Regions from separate parts of the Homo sapiens genome. Here all the other regions are linked to region 4. Evidence: chromatin contacts called from ENCODE Hi-C or POLR2A ChIA-PET data. All regions are on one chromosome and are shown on one strand. Each heading gives the region's core, a stretch centred on a gene start or an enhancer-like site at or near the end of the contact. The rest is flanking DNA. Distances are from core to core; before and after follow the strand shown.

What was found. Hi-C counts contacts between places; a loop is a spot of excess contacts on that map. ChIA-PET counts read pairs that join two places held with the same protein, here RNA polymerase II (POLR2A). Pooled maps may share reads with other maps.
Region 1: a loop to region 4 is called in a map of sigmoid colon, with 4 times the contacts of the local background. The contact joins the enhancer-like site here to the promoter of RXRA in region 4. A Hi-C loop is called at or near these places in 2 of 168 maps with a recorded cell type or tissue (ascending aorta and sigmoid colon) and 1 of 50 pooled maps. POLR2A ChIA-PET finds 5 or more read pairs at or near these places in 2 of 52 experiments (A673 and PC-9).
Region 2: a loop to region 4 is called in a map of endothelial cell of umbilical vein, with 5 times the contacts of the local background. The contact joins the promoter of COL5A1 here to the promoter of RXRA in region 4. A Hi-C loop is called at or near these places in 6 of 168 maps with a recorded cell type or tissue (aorta, ascending aorta, chondrocyte and 3 more) and 10 of 50 pooled maps. POLR2A ChIA-PET finds 5 or more read pairs at or near these places in 1 of 52 experiments (MCF 10A).
Region 3: a map of sigmoid colon shows a loop between it and region 4 (2.4-fold over the local background). The contact joins the enhancer-like site here to the promoter of RXRA in region 4. A Hi-C loop is called at or near these places in 1 of 168 maps with a recorded cell type or tissue (sigmoid colon). POLR2A ChIA-PET finds 5 or more read pairs at or near these places in 1 of 52 experiments (AG04449).

Annotation. Positions count from the first base shown.
Region 1 is chr9:134,659,840-134,663,783 of GRCh38, forward strand. The region is part of intron 1 of COL5A1 (collagen type V alpha 1 chain); the gene reads left to right. Among named protein-coding and RNA genes, the nearest start is that of COL5A1-AS1, 9.0 kb to the left of the region's middle. Within about 2 kb of position 2,477, at least 16 of the 41 ENCODE cell types and tissues checked have a DNase peak (open chromatin) inside an H3K27ac peak, as active enhancers do; they include ascending aorta and sigmoid colon, where a contact is called at or near this core.
Region 2 is chr9:134,640,458-134,644,206 of GRCh38, forward strand. COL5A1 (collagen type V alpha 1 chain) reads left to right here and starts at 1,346. Exons shown (of 66, transcript NM_000093.5): 1 at 1,346-1,839. The coding sequence starts at 1,731. RefSeq lists an enhancer at 2,325-3,031.
Region 3 is chr9:134,734,224-134,738,176 of GRCh38, forward strand. All of the region lies in intron 9 of COL5A1 (collagen type V alpha 1 chain), which reads left to right. Among named protein-coding and RNA genes, the nearest start is that of COL5A1-AS1, 83 kb to the left of the region's middle. Within about 2 kb of position 1,460, at least 11 of the 41 ENCODE cell types and tissues checked have a DNase peak (open chromatin) inside an H3K27ac peak, as active enhancers do; they include sigmoid colon, where a contact is called at or near this core.
Region 4 is chr9:134,324,997-134,328,559 of GRCh38, forward strand. RXRA (retinoid X receptor alpha) reads left to right here and starts at 1,459. Exons shown (of 10, transcript NM_002957.6): 1 at 1,459-1,663. The coding sequence starts at 1,636. RefSeq lists silencers at 957-1,136, 1,207-1,256, 1,995-2,134 and an enhancer at 2,745-3,563.

The sequences.
Region 1 (3,944 bases), core at 1,227-3,726, 340 kb after region 4:
AAGGGGGTGAGCTGCCCTGGTCTGAGTCAGTTTTTCCATTTTAGCGGGAAGGAAAGAGTGATAGGGGAGGATTATCGCCAGGTAGGTGCTGCCTGTTTAGTTTCAGCCGACACACGGCCAAGGAGAAATGGGGCCCAGCAAGCCAGATGCTATAGCAGATAAGGCGCAGGCGGGCCAGGGGTAGAAATGGACCAGATGTTTCAGGAACTGAGCTGGAATAGCATCACAAAACCCCTCCTGGGTCAGGGACCTGGGCCACGATCCACATCTTTAAACCATCAGCATTTCAGAAAAGAAAAATGCAAACTCTGAGAGAAGCAGTGCCCCAGGCCTGATTTCCAAGTCCACCCTTTATCCTATTAGCAGAACGATGTGTTCTATGTGCCATGAGAGTCCTCAGGTTTGCCAAGGACCAGGCTCAAAAGAGTTTTACTCTTGGTTTTCACTTAAAATGGACCATGAGTCCTAAAGAATTGTCAAAGTCCTCTGAAGATTCGCTACCTGGGTAACTCACCTACGCCTACTGTATGCCCCAGACAGATTCTATTAGGAAAAGTTAGGAAGTTTCAATTTATTAGAAACCAGTGGAATAGAGATGCTGCTGCATATGTGGTCTTAGGCATTTCTAGTTTCAGGTCACCTCAGTAGCCAGAATTCACTGTAAACAGTGGTAACCCAAAGCCCTAGTTCATGCTCATGACATCAAAGCCTCAAACTTCAGTGTCTAGCTAGAGACCAGTGGTGGGAGTGGTGCCCCTGGAGGTTAAGGAGGGTATTGCATCCCAGCTCTACTAGACATTGTGAAAACCTAGGCTTGGCCTGGGTTGTACTAGAGTACTCATGGTGCGACCTCAAAACCATAACTTTCTTCTGTGCCTCAGTTTCTTCATGTGTAAAATGGAGCTGATGATGTCTCTCTACCTCATAGATTTGTGGTGAGCATCTAAGGAGGCACAGTTTAGATCTCTATAGAAACAGGCAAGGTCTCTTTGAGTTCTTCTTGCATCTCAGAGTGCCTGCCACTGTGAGGTGCTCAGTGAATGGTCACTGGGTTGAATTGTGAGTGCTTTGTAAACTCAGAGGGTGCTGACCAGCCCAGAGAATTGCTATGTTTTGAAGTAGCTCTCTGAAGTGGGGTGGAGAGCAGATGTTAGAAGCTGTGAACCATGCACCTGGGTTCTTTTAGGGGAGGATGGAAGGTACCAGAAGAGTGATCTCAGCTTACCACACCCACCACTGGCTGGCAGAGGTGGGGTATGCTGGGTTTGCTGACCCCAAAGAGGCTGGGTGGGAGAGGAAGCCGAGAGTTGCCTAGGGTGGCCTGGGGAGTTTGGTTGGGGAAGTGTCGGGGACACTATTCTCGGTGCTGCATCCAGGGAAGCTGCCCATCAGCCTTCCTTGGATTGGGATCTTTGGGATCAGGGATTCACTAATTGTCCCACATCTGACATTAATCTGGGCTCAGCCATGTGTTGCTGAGCTTCACACAGCTGTTTGCACCACCCCAGATCTTTCAAGGGGTCCCCAAGCAGATGACCAGTTTGCAGCAGGGCGTGTGTGTGAGGTACAGGAGCCTCCAGTCCTGTGGGCAGATGCTGACGGATGGGCTGATGGCTCCCAGCACCAACTGCTTTCTGTCGGTGACTTTCACTCCACCCACCAGTCCTGTGAGGTCAGTACGGTTCTCCTGACTCTGTGAGGACGTGCCCAGTTGACTTGGCCAATAGGGAGCAGAGCTGAGACTTGGTGGCTCTCTTAGACGCCAGTGTCCCCTCTGTGCTGCACCCATACCCCCCTCCCCATGCAACCCTGCCCAGCCCACTGCATCTTCCTGAGAGTTTTCCCAGATGTCACCCAGCACCTTCTTAGCTGTAATCTCTCCAGGCCCTTTCAACCTAAATGTCTTTAATTCTGGGATCAATCATCTCACCCTATAAATGACTCCCAGGAGCTCTTCCAGCTGTGCTCCAGAATTCCTTAAGCAGTGCCAACCTCGCTGTTCCTCCGACCGCTTCTTCCCTTTCCAGCCCTTCCCTCCAGCGGCTTCTGTTCTCTAGGATGCTAAGGCGAGTCCCAGGATGGCATTCAACTGGACACGGATGCCAGTGTTGTGAGTGCTCCATGCTGAAAGCCGCCTTCTCTGGGGCGGTTACTCACGCAGAGGCGGGAACCTGACTCTGTGCCTGTCTGTTGGCTTCCGTAATCCAGCCCTCCCTGTGCTGAGTTTAAGCCCAAATGAAATTACTGGGCTCTAAGTATGTGCCTTTCTCCATAAAATGTGATGCCTGGTCAATATCTTGGCCAAAAAAAAAAAAAAAAAAAAATTCCTCTGAAGGAGGGTAGTCTGGTCTCTTTCTAGTCACTTGTGAAAATATTTCCTGATCTGATCTCTGCAGTCGTGTACGCGGCCAGCACATAACTGCCCCCAGGCAGGGCCCTGACTTCCAGGCCGCTCAGGGCAGCTACCCTCCCTGGGATATGTCAAGCTGAGGGCTTCGCACATTCTTCTCTGACAACTCAGCTGGTTTCCAGCCCAGTCCGGCTGCCTCCTTCTTTTCCACTTTGACTTTCCTAACAGCCTGGGAAGCTCTGAAGCCTGTGTTTTCAGGCCTGCCGGTGCCAGTGGAGCTGGCCTAGGCCTCCCCAGCACCCTTCCTGACCCCTACGTAGATGCCCAGTGCTGCCTGCCAAGGACTTTGAATCTCTCCAGTGGGGACATTCCGCGCTCCTTGGGTGATGGGAGGCTGAGGGTAGAAGTGAGGGTTGATTTAAGAGAGCAGCCCAGATGGAAGGGCCTCTGGGGGTTGTTCTCCACCCTCATGCTCTGCAGCCCATATCTCTCCTCTGATCTCTCTCCCGGCCTCAGCTTTCACAGCTCTAGAGTGAGGTGGGGACATGGACGGCTGCCAGCTTGGATGGGGACGGGCTAACTCGCATGAAACCCTCTGGGCTGCAAAGCGATGCTCTGAATCTGTTGTTAATTACATCTTCCTCGGGCCGCAAGTTCTGCACCAGAGTTGGTCACTCTAAACCTGGGGCTGTTAGCTATAGTAGAACCTCATCTGCCTCGTTAGCAGAGACCGATGAGTGTTTGCTGCACAGCTACTGCCTGCTCTGTGAGCCTCCATGTTTGGAAATTTACTAAAAATACTGCCTTTGCATTCAACTCGCCACACATTTCTGTGAGCATGTACGATGTCAAAGGCCCTGTGGGTGGCTTTGCTGAGGGGGTGGTTGAAGAGACCATGTTCTCAAAATGAAGTTCGACGTTTCCTGAACAACTGTTCTCTGCACGTTGCTGTGCTGGGTGCATCCATCGGACGCAGCCCCTATCTGGAAGGAGGGCCGTGTGGGCCAAGAAAGAAGAGAGGATGCCTGGCCTGACCTGGGCTGGCCCTGAGGCTTTGAACACCTGGGCTCCTCATCCTGGAGTCAGTGTGTGGTGGCCGGGGGCCTGTCCCAGAACGTAGCACACTTCTCCTCTCTGCTGTCCCCATACTGTCCTGATAGCCTAAGAGGGTGAAGGGCTGGGGCTGGGGGAGGGAGTGTGGCCCAGGTGTTCAGAGGCCTCGGGAGTCTGCTGGGGAGGTGCAAGGAGGCCGCCCTGGCCAACCTGGCAGGGCTGGGAGGCCATGGGCACTTGAGGGGGGAGGATAAATGTCACTTGAGCATTTTCCTCCTCCTCCAGTTCCTTCTTTAATATCTATTTTTAATGAAAATAATACATTTCATTATAGTCATTTTGGAAAACACCAAAAAGTATAAAGAAGAAAATAAAAATGACTGTAAACCCAGATTCTCCCAAACCCAGATTATGAATACAGAGAAGAAAGTACAGAGGGAAATGCGTTGTGGTGGCGGATGGGGAACGCCTAGACCATCCCTAGGCCTCTGCCCTGAGGACTTGGACTTGGACTTTGTCATGCCACATTAGAGTGCAGGCA
Region 2 (3,749 bases), core at 96-2,595, 320 kb after region 4:
TCTCATTCTTTTCCTGCGAAATATTTGATATCTATGCAAGCGCATGTGGCAGATATGGAGACTAAAAGCCTCATCACCAAGTTAGCAACAGCGACCTATCACCCAGCTCCGGAGCCTGCCATGGCTATCCTGGCAAACCTAACCTCGGACGCCTCTCTCACCTCCTGTTTCCAGAATGGTGAGAATTAAAGAGCATTTGGGGAATTTCACGCCCAGTCTGGAGATGTAACTGGAGAGGGGAGTCCCAGCCCTGTCTGGCATCTCTGGCTAAATTGTTTGTTCAAAGGGAATGGGGATGGCCCAGGGTTTGCAAATCGTTCTTAATTCATTCTGATTCCCTCCTTTTAAAAAACTAGCCCTGCAGCCCTTGGGGAAGGGGTGTGGGTCAGGCTTCAGGAGGCTGTGCAGGGAGGCCAGGCCTGGGGAAGCTGGAGGGAGAGACGCCCACCTACCACCCAGAGACTGGCGGGCCTCCTGCTGGAGGAGACCCCGAGGGGCTTAAAGAAGCCAGGCAGGAGAATCAGGGCCCCAGCTCTTCTCCGAGAGCAGCCGATCAGGAATGCCTTCTCCCTGCGCCAGCTGTCACTCCCAAGGGGATGCCTTCTTTGGTTTCCTTTTTATTGCAGAGGGGCCACCAGGGAGTGGGCAGGAGTGAGGGGTGAGAGCCTGGGGGCCGCAGAGCCAAACTTCGCCTGATTAATAACCCAGATGTTCCCGTCCAAGCACATGGAGGTCCCGGGAGCTCTTGGGAAGTCAGACCCCAGCTCGGTCCCGTGCCAATCTGCAGTTAGGAGGCAGGTCCTCGGTCCGGGTTGACACGTAGGCCACAGTCTTGGGCGCCCTGATCTGGCTGGATGGGAAGTTTAGTCTCCACCCAGAAGAGGAGCTCTGAACTCCTCCACGTTAAAGAAAAAGTTAGGCGGGGTAAACTGCAACTTTCTTTTTAACCCGAAGTGATCAAACCTCGGGGCCCCTCTGCACTGGTTCTTGGAGCATGGCCAGGTGCGGGCACCTGGGGTGGGAACAGTGGGGGGACCAGGGTGGGCCCCTGGGCTCCGAGGCCGCCCCAGGCCCGCCCGCCTACCGGCTCTCAGAGAAAGAACAGGGGGCCGCGCCCGCCCCACGTCCGCTCCGCCCCGGGCCAGCCCCTTCCTCGCTGCGACTCGCCCGCTGTCCCCACCCCCTCGCCCGCGGCGCCCAGTGGGAGGCGGGGGCTGGCCTCGCCGAGCCCAGCGCCGGGCTCTGATTTGCTGCGGGCGTTGGGGATCGACAGCCTCCGCGGCTGCCTTCCAGGAGAGAGGGAGGGAGGAAAAGGGGGAAAAAAGTGCTCCGCGCCGAAGGCGAGGTCCGCACTCTCCGTCCCCGCGGCTGGCGCAGGACCTCACTCGAGCGGAGCGCCCACGGGGAGCGGGTCGCGGGGCGGCGGCGGCGAGGAGGAGGCGAGAAGGAGTTGGAGGAGGAGGAGGAGGAGGCGAGGGCGAGCTAGCCCAGCGGGGTCCCGGCCGCCCCGCGGGCCAAAGTCGAGCCCTCCCGCCCGTGGGCGAGCGCGCCAGCCGCCCCTTCCAGAACAGCCGCCGCCACAAAGAAGAACGGGGGGTGCCGAGGTCCCCATGACCTCCTAAAGTGGTGCGGTCCCTGCTGAGTGCGCTGCCCGGGCCGTGACCCGCGCCCCTGTGCGTCCCCGCGCGCCTCCGAGCGCCCCTGTGCGCCCCGGCCCGCGCCCCGCCGGCATGGACGTCCATACCCGCTGGAAAGCGCGCAGCGCGCTCCGCCCGGGCGCCCCGCTGCTGCCCCCGCTGCTGCTGCTGCTGCTGTGGGCGCCGCCTCCGAGCCGCGCAGGTAAGGGCGCCCCGGGGCGCGGGGCTGCGGGATGGGGCGCGCGCAGCCCGGGCGCCGCTGTCATCCCCGGGCGCCTTCGCCCGCAGAACTTTTCTTCCTTGGCCTGTGGAATGCACGGGCCAAGACCACGAATGCCATTTGCTGGGGGCCCCCCCGAGATGACGACACGCAGACACAATGCCCGCGGGCGCGCCGCCGCCCCCTCCCCAGACGGGCGGGTCGGGTGGGGCTGTCGCGCGAGCCGAGGAAGGACCGAGGGCTGGATCAGCAGGAGGGGTTGTCCACGAGGCGGGCAAACTTTTGTCCCAAAAACCTTCCTTCTCTGTCCCACATCACAGGCGCCCAGCTTGGGCCCTCACAGCCCTACAGCAGAACTTCCTCTGCTCCAAACCGGGCAGGGCCGCCCCCTAGAGTTACAGCCCTTCAAATCCCGGGACTCCTGGGGATGGGGGGAATCCCAGAAGCCTGGGCCCCCAGCACTGAACTTCCCCCAGGCACTGTCACTCTAGGCTGAGCTGGCGCCCTGCTTTCCCCAGGGACAGCGTTTCCTGCAGCCTTGGTCACCTAAGTGTTCGGGGGCACTGGGGACCCCTGCAGGGTGGTAGACAGCCCTGCTCCTAATCCCACCCCCAAACTTCTTGATCCCTGGAAGGCAGCTTTTCCTGGATTCGCTGCTGAGAGATGGGATGCGTGGAGCAAAGCCAGAGATGGGCTTGCAGGCGGGGCTGTGAGTGGTTGGGATGATATGCAGATGTGGGATTCCTTCTGCCAAGGGTCAGCCCTTAGAAGGAGGCTTGCTTCCCGGGGAGGGCGCTTCAAGGCGGGGACTGTCTGCGTCCCTGCCTGGGTTCTCGAGGGTTCAACTCTCCCTGGCGCAGCTTCCTGACGGGGGAGTTTTTCTAGGCATCGCTCTTGGTAGTTAGTGGCGGGGTGGGTTTTCACAGACTCTCGAACATCAGAGCCCCCAGCCCTGGAAGGTCCCCCGAATCCTTATTGACAGGCGGGGAGATGGAGGCTCAGAGCTGTGTGCTGCCAGGTCAGGAGAAGTGGCGGGCAGAGCGATGGGACGGTGGGCTCAGCGAACGTCTGGACCAGCCCGCCGCCTGCCAGCAAGAATGCTTCTCTCTGCTTCACGATTGGAAGACAAGTGGGAAGAATCATTGTCCGTGTTCCGCTTGTCAATTAAAACACTCTTTTCCTTTTTCCCTGGCACGATCAGTGCTTGTTGGGCTAACTGGATGAGCTGGAGTCTGGGTGTGGGGGCTGCCCTGGGGCTCTGGGGGAGGAGCCAGGAGCCTGGCCTGGCTCCCAGGACCTGGGATCTCATCCCTGGGCCGCCACCAACTCTCTCCTGACCCTGGGCTAACTGGGCTTGTGTTTCTCCAGGGGTTAGCTGAAGGTGGGGGACAACAGAGGTCCCCAGAAAAGTGGAGAGGAGAAGGAAGGTGTGGTCAGGGACTGTGCCATTGCCGGGGGACTAGGCCCTGTCTCAGCGCCTCTGGGGACTTTTCCCCAGAAACTCAGGAGGGAGTCCTTCAGGGGAATCGTCACCCTAGACAGCTGGGGCAGGGCACTGCCTGGGGACCATGCACCGGACTGGGCTTGGGGTTCCATTTCCCTCCCTGCCCATCTCCCCACCTCCACACTGTCTTTTTCCCTCTCTGGTTGCCCTCGCTAATCGAAGTGCGGCTCGTTGGAAGTGGGAGTGAGGATGGCCCAGAGCAGCAGGCTATGGAGTTGGACATTTTGCTTTTGTCAGAACAGACTTTTAGAAGCATGTGGAGAGACCACTTTTCTTAGTGAGTTTTGCCAACGTCTCTCCACCTCCCAGGGTGGGACCTATTTGGAAGTCATCCTTCGAGCATGGCCAGAGGGGGCGGCTGTCCACTGGAGATGCAGGCGCTGGGGGG
Region 3 (3,953 bases), core at 210-2,709, 410 kb after region 4:
AACATCATGGCTCTGGAAAGTCCAGTTCACCTTTGTTGGGAAAAGCAGCAGCCGTACAGGAACATCATGGCTCTGGAAAGTCCAGTTCACCTTTGTTGGGAAAAGCAGCAGCCGTCTGGGTGCAGTTAGGAAGGATTCCCTCCCCCGGGCCCCAGCCTGCTCCAAGTGTCCTGGGGCCTTTGGCCAGGCCCCCTGCAGAGATCACATAAACAGTTGGAATTTCTCAACCTGGAACGTTGCCAGATATCCTTGGGTCCAAGCTGCACATAAACAGATGGCCAGGTCCTGGGGCCCTGCGGGCGTCCCGGCCTGTGGAAGGGGGTGTCTGTTGTCTGCCCCACCTGAGCTCCCTCTTGGGAGATGCATCTGTTCCAGGGGCATGCCCAGGTCTTTCCCACTCAGTCCCGCTCCCTCTCATTGTCAGCCAGACCAGAGGCTCCCTAAAAGGACAGGAATCCACGGAACCGAGAGGAGACAGGTTCATCCTTATCCTTGTGCTTCCAGGCAGGAAGCCCCCAGACTCAGTGGCTGATTTTACCTGGGCCACATCCATTAGGGGCATCCAAATCACCATCTCCACTTGACACTGTTTTTTGTTTTTAAAATATGTGCTGTTTACCAGATGGGTGGACCCTCCATTGAGATTGTCTTGAGTTCTGCCAGGTCTGAGGTCTTTTATTTCTTTTGTTAAAATTGTATGCATTCGGCCGGGTGCGGTGGCTCACACCTGTAATCCCAGCACTTTGGGAGGCTGAGGCAGGCAGATCACCTGAAGTCAGGAGTTCGAGACCATCCTGACCACCATGGCAAAACCCTGTCTTTACTAAAACTACAAAAAAATTAACCAGGTGTGGTGGTGGGCACTTGTAATCTCAGCTACTCTGGAGGCTGAGGCAGGAGAATCAGTTGAACCCAGGAGGCGGAGGTTGCAGTGAGCCAAGATTGCGCCACTGCACTCCAGCCTGGACAGCGTGAGACTCCATCTCAAAAAAAAAAAAAAAATTGTGTGCATTGAAGGTGTGCAGCATGTTTGATAGAGTTACCCAGGCACAGACAGACACAGTGAAGTGATCCTGCACCCACCACCACCACCCCATAGCTGCCTCTTTTTCTTCTTTATGGTAAAAGTGCCTAAAGTGTACTCTTTTGGCAAATGACATCTACAGTGCAATATCATTAACTATATCGAGGCGTTTTCCTCTCGTTCCTCTTTCGCTGGGTCAATTTTGAGAGTGGCGTCCGTGGTTGGGTGGGCCGGGGCGGGAGCGGGGCCACAGCTTGCCTGGGAAGGTTCAGGCATCCCCACCCTCAGGCGCATTCATCCAGCTGTTCCCAGCTTCCTTCAGACGCTGACCTGGGATGATCTGGTGTTGGCTTCCCTGCAAGGTCCCCGCCCGCGTTGCCCCAGTTCCCTGAGAAAAGCAATTTGCGTGTCTGGGAAGGCAGCTGCTGTCCCTGGCCCCTTGATGGCCAGTGGTTTCTCCCTTAATCCCAGCTCAGCCCTGGGCTTTCTCAGCTGCCTTTGTCAGAGACGGAAATTGGAAAACTGGCATCTTGGAGGCTGCTTGGATGAGCTCTCTGTGTACAGCACACACACGGGTGTCTCTCTGAGTGTGCATCTGTGTAAACACAGTGCAGAGCTCCCCAGCTGGGGCAGGATGGGAGGGGTGGGGAGATCGGTGTTCCCCCCAACCGGGAGTCCCCTCATCAGCCTGGTACCCAGCACCTCTGGTGACAGCCTCTGGTGGCCTGTGGCCTGGCTGGACATCTGCGGCCCCCCCAGCCGGGAGTCCCCTTGCCAGCCTGGCACCTAGCACCTCTGGTGACAGCCTCCGGTGGCCTGTGAACTGGCTGGACATCTGCAGCCCCCTGGCCGGGAGTCCCCTCACCAGCCTGGTACCCAGCACCTCTGGCAGCAGCCTCCGGTGGCCTGTGGCCTGTGGCCTGGCTGGACACAACCTTTGACTTGTCAGAAGTGAGCTTAGTTCATTGTGAGCTGCTGTTACAGCACACCACAGTCAGGGTGATTTAGAATGAACAGGACTTCATTGGCCCACAGTTCTGGAGGTCAGGAAGTCACATATAGAGGGACCACATCTGGCGAGGGCCTTCTTGCTGTGTCCTCACATAGCGGAAGGCATCGCATGGTGAGAAGGAGCGGGAGAGAAGGTGACTGCTGCCATCCTGTCATCAAGAGCCCACTCCCACCCTAACGAGCCCGCTCCCATCGTAGCTGCATTCACCCATCCAGGAAGGCAGAGCCTGGTGACCTAATCACCTCCTGAAGATCCCACCTCTCAACACGGTTGCATTGAGGATTCAGTTTCCAACACATGACTTTTGGGGAGACACATTCAAACCCTAGCACATTCTGTCCCAGCCCCCAAATTCATGTCCTTCTCACATACAGTTTACATTCACTCCATCCGGTACCCACATCATCTCAAAAGTTCGAAGTCCAGAGTCTCACCCAAATCAGGTACTGATGAGACTTAGGCTCAAATTATCTATCTTGAAGCAAATCCCTGTCCAGCTGTGAGCTTGGGGAATGAAACAAGCCTCATGCTTCCAAACTACATGGTGATGGGGAGGGGGACAGGTTCCCATTCCAAAAGAGAAGCATGAAGAAAGGGGTAGCAGCCCCGAGGAAGTTCAAAACCCCACAGGACGAACCTTTCTAGAATAATCTTTCACTTGGTGTGCCACCTCCTGGGCACACTGGAGGGAGGCGGCCCCAGGGCCTCAGGCAGCACTGCTCATACAGCTTTGCACAGCAGGTCTCAGGAGTTGGAGCCTCGTCCTTGCTGCCCTCCCAGGCTGGCGCTGTATGCTGGTGACGCTACAGTCCTGGGGTCTCAATGGTGCCTCCACTTCCATAGATCCACCAGGCGTCATCCCAGGGAACTCTCTGCAGAGCCTCTGCCCCTGTGGCTGGTTTCTGCACGGGACCCCAGGCTGTCCATGCCACACTTTGACCTCTACGTGGAGGGCGCCATGGCCGCAGTTCCTGCCTTCCTTCCCTGCAGCTGCAGGATAATCAGTACCCATGGGTGTCGCCGAGGCCACACCCACACCCTCCAGAGCTGAGCCAGAGCTGCCCCTGGGCCTGCTGGAGCCTTGGCTGGGCGGCTGACGGGTGCTGTGTCGCAACGTGGGGAGCAGACACTTGAGGGGTGCAGGGCAGGGAATGCTGAGTTCCTGGGTACCTCTTTGAAAATGTGGTCCCCCAGGTCCTAGCTTGCCTCAAAGATCTCTGGCTGCCTCGGGGTCATTCTCCATTGTCTTGTTGAGTAGCACCTGGTTCCCATCTGTCAGAGCAAGTCCCTTGAGGAACAGTCGCCCTGAAGTCGTCATGGAACACGGAGGACTCTTGGGGCATTGGGGGTGCCTGACCCTGGCGTTGCCAGGTCAGAAGTGGAGAGAGGAATCCCGCCCTGGGGAAGGGGTCGGAAGTGGGGGTCTCAGGGCAGGGAGCCCCGTCCTGCAGGGAGCCGCTCCCACTGCTGCCTTCACAGCTGTCCACATTGCCTTTCCCAGGGCTCAGGCTGACCCAAGAGCCAGGAGGCCCTGTCCCCATTGGGGTTAGAGTGAGGCCTGGGTGTGCTTGAGGCAGATGGGCCCTGTGGTGAGGTGAGGGCCAGAGGAGGAGGGCTGAGTGGGCAGGTGGACATGGCAGGGTTTCCCATGGGTTCTGGGCTGCTGCGTGCATGGGAGGATGCACCTCTTACCTGGAGGGAGGCGGGGTCTGGAGGTTGCAGCCCTGGGGCCTGACGGTGGTCCTGGCTGGGGACAGAAGTTCAGCCTGGAGCTGGGGCACCTATTTTTCCCTTATCCTTCCCAAATCCACCCGAGTCCCCTTGTCCTGGCATCCACCTCCTCCCTCGAGTGGCTTTGGCCTGGCGGACCTGCCTGGCACTCCCCTTTGGGGTGATGCAGGGAGCCTGGCGGTCTCG
Region 4 (3,563 bases), core at 209-2,708:
GGAGGGGGAGAGGGCTGCCTTGGGCTCTGGCTGTGCTGGGGGTGGGCTGCCCAACCAGGGCACTTCTGTCCCAAGTGGAACCAAGACCTCCCACCGGAACAGGCCACCGGAGCCCTCGTGGAACCCAGCTCCGGGTGGCCCGACTTGAGGGGCACCCAGGCAGCAGGACACCTCTCTGGTCTCGGGCTGTTATCTTTGGGCCGTGTCATGGCTGTCCACACGCGGTCATCACCTCCTCACCTCCCTCCCCATTAGCGTCCCCTGACCCGGGCCACCACGCGCAGCCTGCGTGAATGGTCAGTCCCTGTGCCTCGCAGCCCGGGCCCTTAGGTCTAGGTGGTCAGCAAGCTCGCGGTGGGGGTGCGGAGGGAGGGCGCGGCGGGGCGCCTCGGCGCCTGCTCAGGAAGGCTGGGCTTGGCGGCGCGCAGGTAGCTCACACCCAAATCCGAATTCCAGCCGCCCGAGACGGCGGGCGGCGGGCGGCGCGCGGCGGAGGCGGCCCGAGCTGTCCCGGGGCAGGAGTGCTTCCTTTCGTTTTCAAACAAATCGTGAATTTAAAAGTCAGGCAGAGAACTACCCAGGGTATAAAAATAGCCACCGGCCACAAAGTCTGTGTCCAACTCCGGGCAGCGCCTGCCCAGCCTGGTGCCTTTGAAGAGGGGTCCCAGGAGTGCGGGTCGATGAGGAGGCGAAGCGCGCACCCCTCCTCGTTCCCGGTGGGCTCGTGGGTCTCTCCGTGGGGGTAGGGCGTGAAAGTGTGGGGTGGACCGGGGGTAGCGTCCGGAAGACGAAACCTTCCCCGGACGAGGAGCTTGTCCTCTGCCGTTGGGGCACATCGCCACTCCCGGGCCTCAGTTTCCCCACGTGTCCGCCGCGGCGGGGTGCGAGGTATGGGTGCCGCGGCCATCCCGCCCGGCTCTGCGCTTGCCTGGCCCGGGCCGGGGTCCCCTCGCGGCCACCGCCCGGCCGCTTTGTGTGGCCGCGCAGACAATGGCCCGGCCGCTGGGCTCCCGGCCCGGCTCTCCGCCTCCTCCGGGCCCTTGCGCGCAAGTGTGTGTGTGCGCGAGTGTGTGGCGGGCCCGGGGAGGGAGTTCTGCTCCCGCCCCCGCCCCCGCCCCGCTCCCTCTGCGCCCCGCCCCCTCCCACGCCGCCTCCTCGCGGCTCCCGGGAACCCCTGGCGGAGGCGAACTCGCAAGTTTGCACGGCGCTCTCAACTCGGCGGCCGGGCGGGCGGCGATCGCGGGGCGGCGGCGGCGGAGGGGGGCGCGCTCCGGGCGGGGCTGGGCGGGCGGGGCGCGGGCCGAGCGGTGGCGGCGGCGCTGCGCCGAGTCAGCGCCCGTCGCGGGCCCCCCGCCACCCCCCCGCCGGCGCCGCAGCGCCGCGGTCGGAGCGGGGCGCGGGCGCGCGGCGGCGGGGGCGCGGGCCGGGCGCGCGCGGCGGCGGCGCGCAGACACAAGTAGTTTACATTGTTGGGCGACTTTTGCAACAACTCGCCGCGCCGCGGCCTCCGCGCGCCGCCGCCGCCACCGCAGCCGCCGGCTCCCCGCCGCCCGGGCCCGGGCCGGCCGCGCCGGGGGCCGCCGCGCCCGCCGCCCGCTGCCTGCGCCGCCGGCCGGGCATGAGTTAGTCGCAGACATGGACACCAAACATTTCCTGCCGCTCGGTGAGTGCTCGCCGGGCCGGGCGGGGACGGGGCCGGGGGCCGGGGGCCGGCGGGCGGGAGGGGGCCGGGGGCGCGTTGGCGGCGCGCGCGGGGGGTCGCCGGCCCGGGCCCCGCTCGGACCCCTCGCCGACCTTCGCGTGAGTTCGGGCGCCGGGCCCGGGGAGGGTCGACCCGGGGCAACTTTTCGCGGGGCCGGGGCGGGGCTGGGCAGCGGGCGGGCGGCGGGGCCGGGGGGCGGGTGGCAGGTTCGCCCGGGACGAGGAGGGGTCTCCCGCTCACCGGCGGCCGCCTGCGCCCCGGCGCCCAGCTGCAGCCGCGCCGCACAGGAACCCGGCCGGAGCGGGAGGAGCAACTTCTGCGCTCCGCGGCTCCGGCCTCCCTGGCCTGGGGACCGGGACGGCGCGCTGGGCCCCGAGCGGCCTCTGCGCCGCCCGCCCGTCGGGCTGCGGCTTCTAGCAGGCCGCTGGCCCTTGGGTGTGTGTCCGCCCAGGAAACAGACTGGGACCCTGTTATCCCCAAAGCAGCCCACGCCCGGGTGGGCAGGGTCCCCCGGGGCTGTATGAACAGAACGTCAGACCTGGGAAGGCCCCATTCCAGAAATGGGGCCCCTCACTCTGGCACCCCCGGGTGTTCTCCCAGGCTGGCTCTCCATTTGTGAGCAGGACAGCGCAGAGGCGCGTAGGGTCAGTTTCCCTCCTCCTCCTGCCATCCCGCCCGGTAGCTTCCTATCCCAGACTGCCCGCCAACTCCAGGCCCAGACCTACCGAGAAGGGGGAGAGGGCATGGCTGGGGCCCCCACCCATTGCCCTCCCAAGGGTTTGGAAGCTAGTGAGAAGGGGGAGACTTTATAAATTAGCTCCGGGAAGGATATTAATTTGGTGGTGGGACGGCAGCCAGGCTGTCAGGCCGGGTGAAGGATTTGTGCTGAATGGAAATCGAAACAGCTGATTATGAATGAAGCCCCCGCCATCCGTAGCCCCTCCTGCCCACCCTCCCTGCAGCCTGGGGTGCAGCTTGGCCACCCCAGGAGGTGCTCAGAAGCCAATGTAGCTGCAGGGATGTTTAGTGAGATGGGGCATCAAGGGGAGCCAGCATGGACCTAGCCCCTCCTGGATGTGAGGGTGAGAGTCTGAGTACCTCTGCTACTCACAGGCAGGTGTGCTGCCCCGTGACCGGGGCAGGCGGTGGGTTCCAGGTTTGTCAGACCTAACGCTTACTCCCTGCCTCTGTCATGATGGAGTGGTGGGCTCGAGGCCTTGAATGAGCTCCAGGGCTCAGCCTCCAGGGGTGGGCGCTCATGCCCATTTTGCAGATGAGAAAACTGGCTGGGAGAGGCTGAGCCCCCAGGATACAAGGTGGTGGATTTGGGATTAGCACCCCCAGCTCGTGGTACTGCTGAGTGTGAGGCAGGAGGGAATGCTGCGCTGTCTGTGACCGAGTGCAGTGTGGAGTGGGCTGGGGCTGCCTTTCCCTGTTAAAGCTTTGCACTCACACATGTGCACACACACATCCACACACACAGAGCTAGGCTCTCCCAGACGATTCCTCTGGAACAAGAATGCTCAGCTCAGTGTCTGGCCCCTGGACGTGGCAGGGGCCTGGCTGGTTGCACTTCAGCTGAGTACTGAGAACCGAACAGGTCCCTGTTTCTAATGCTCCGGGTGGGACAGGGATAGTCCACGGAGTTGGTGGATGTAGGGCGAGGGAGCAAGGGGTGCCCAGTCGCCATGGTGGCTTGCTGGAGTCCCTGTGAGGAGGAGAGGTCGTGCCTCCGAGCCACTGCCCCAGGGATCTCCCTGGGCACTCCCCTGCCACAAGGAAGCTAGGAGTCTTCTGTTCTCGAGCAGCAGCTCTCCCGACCGGCCCATGGCCTCCCAGGCAGCCCACGCCCCAGGGCTGA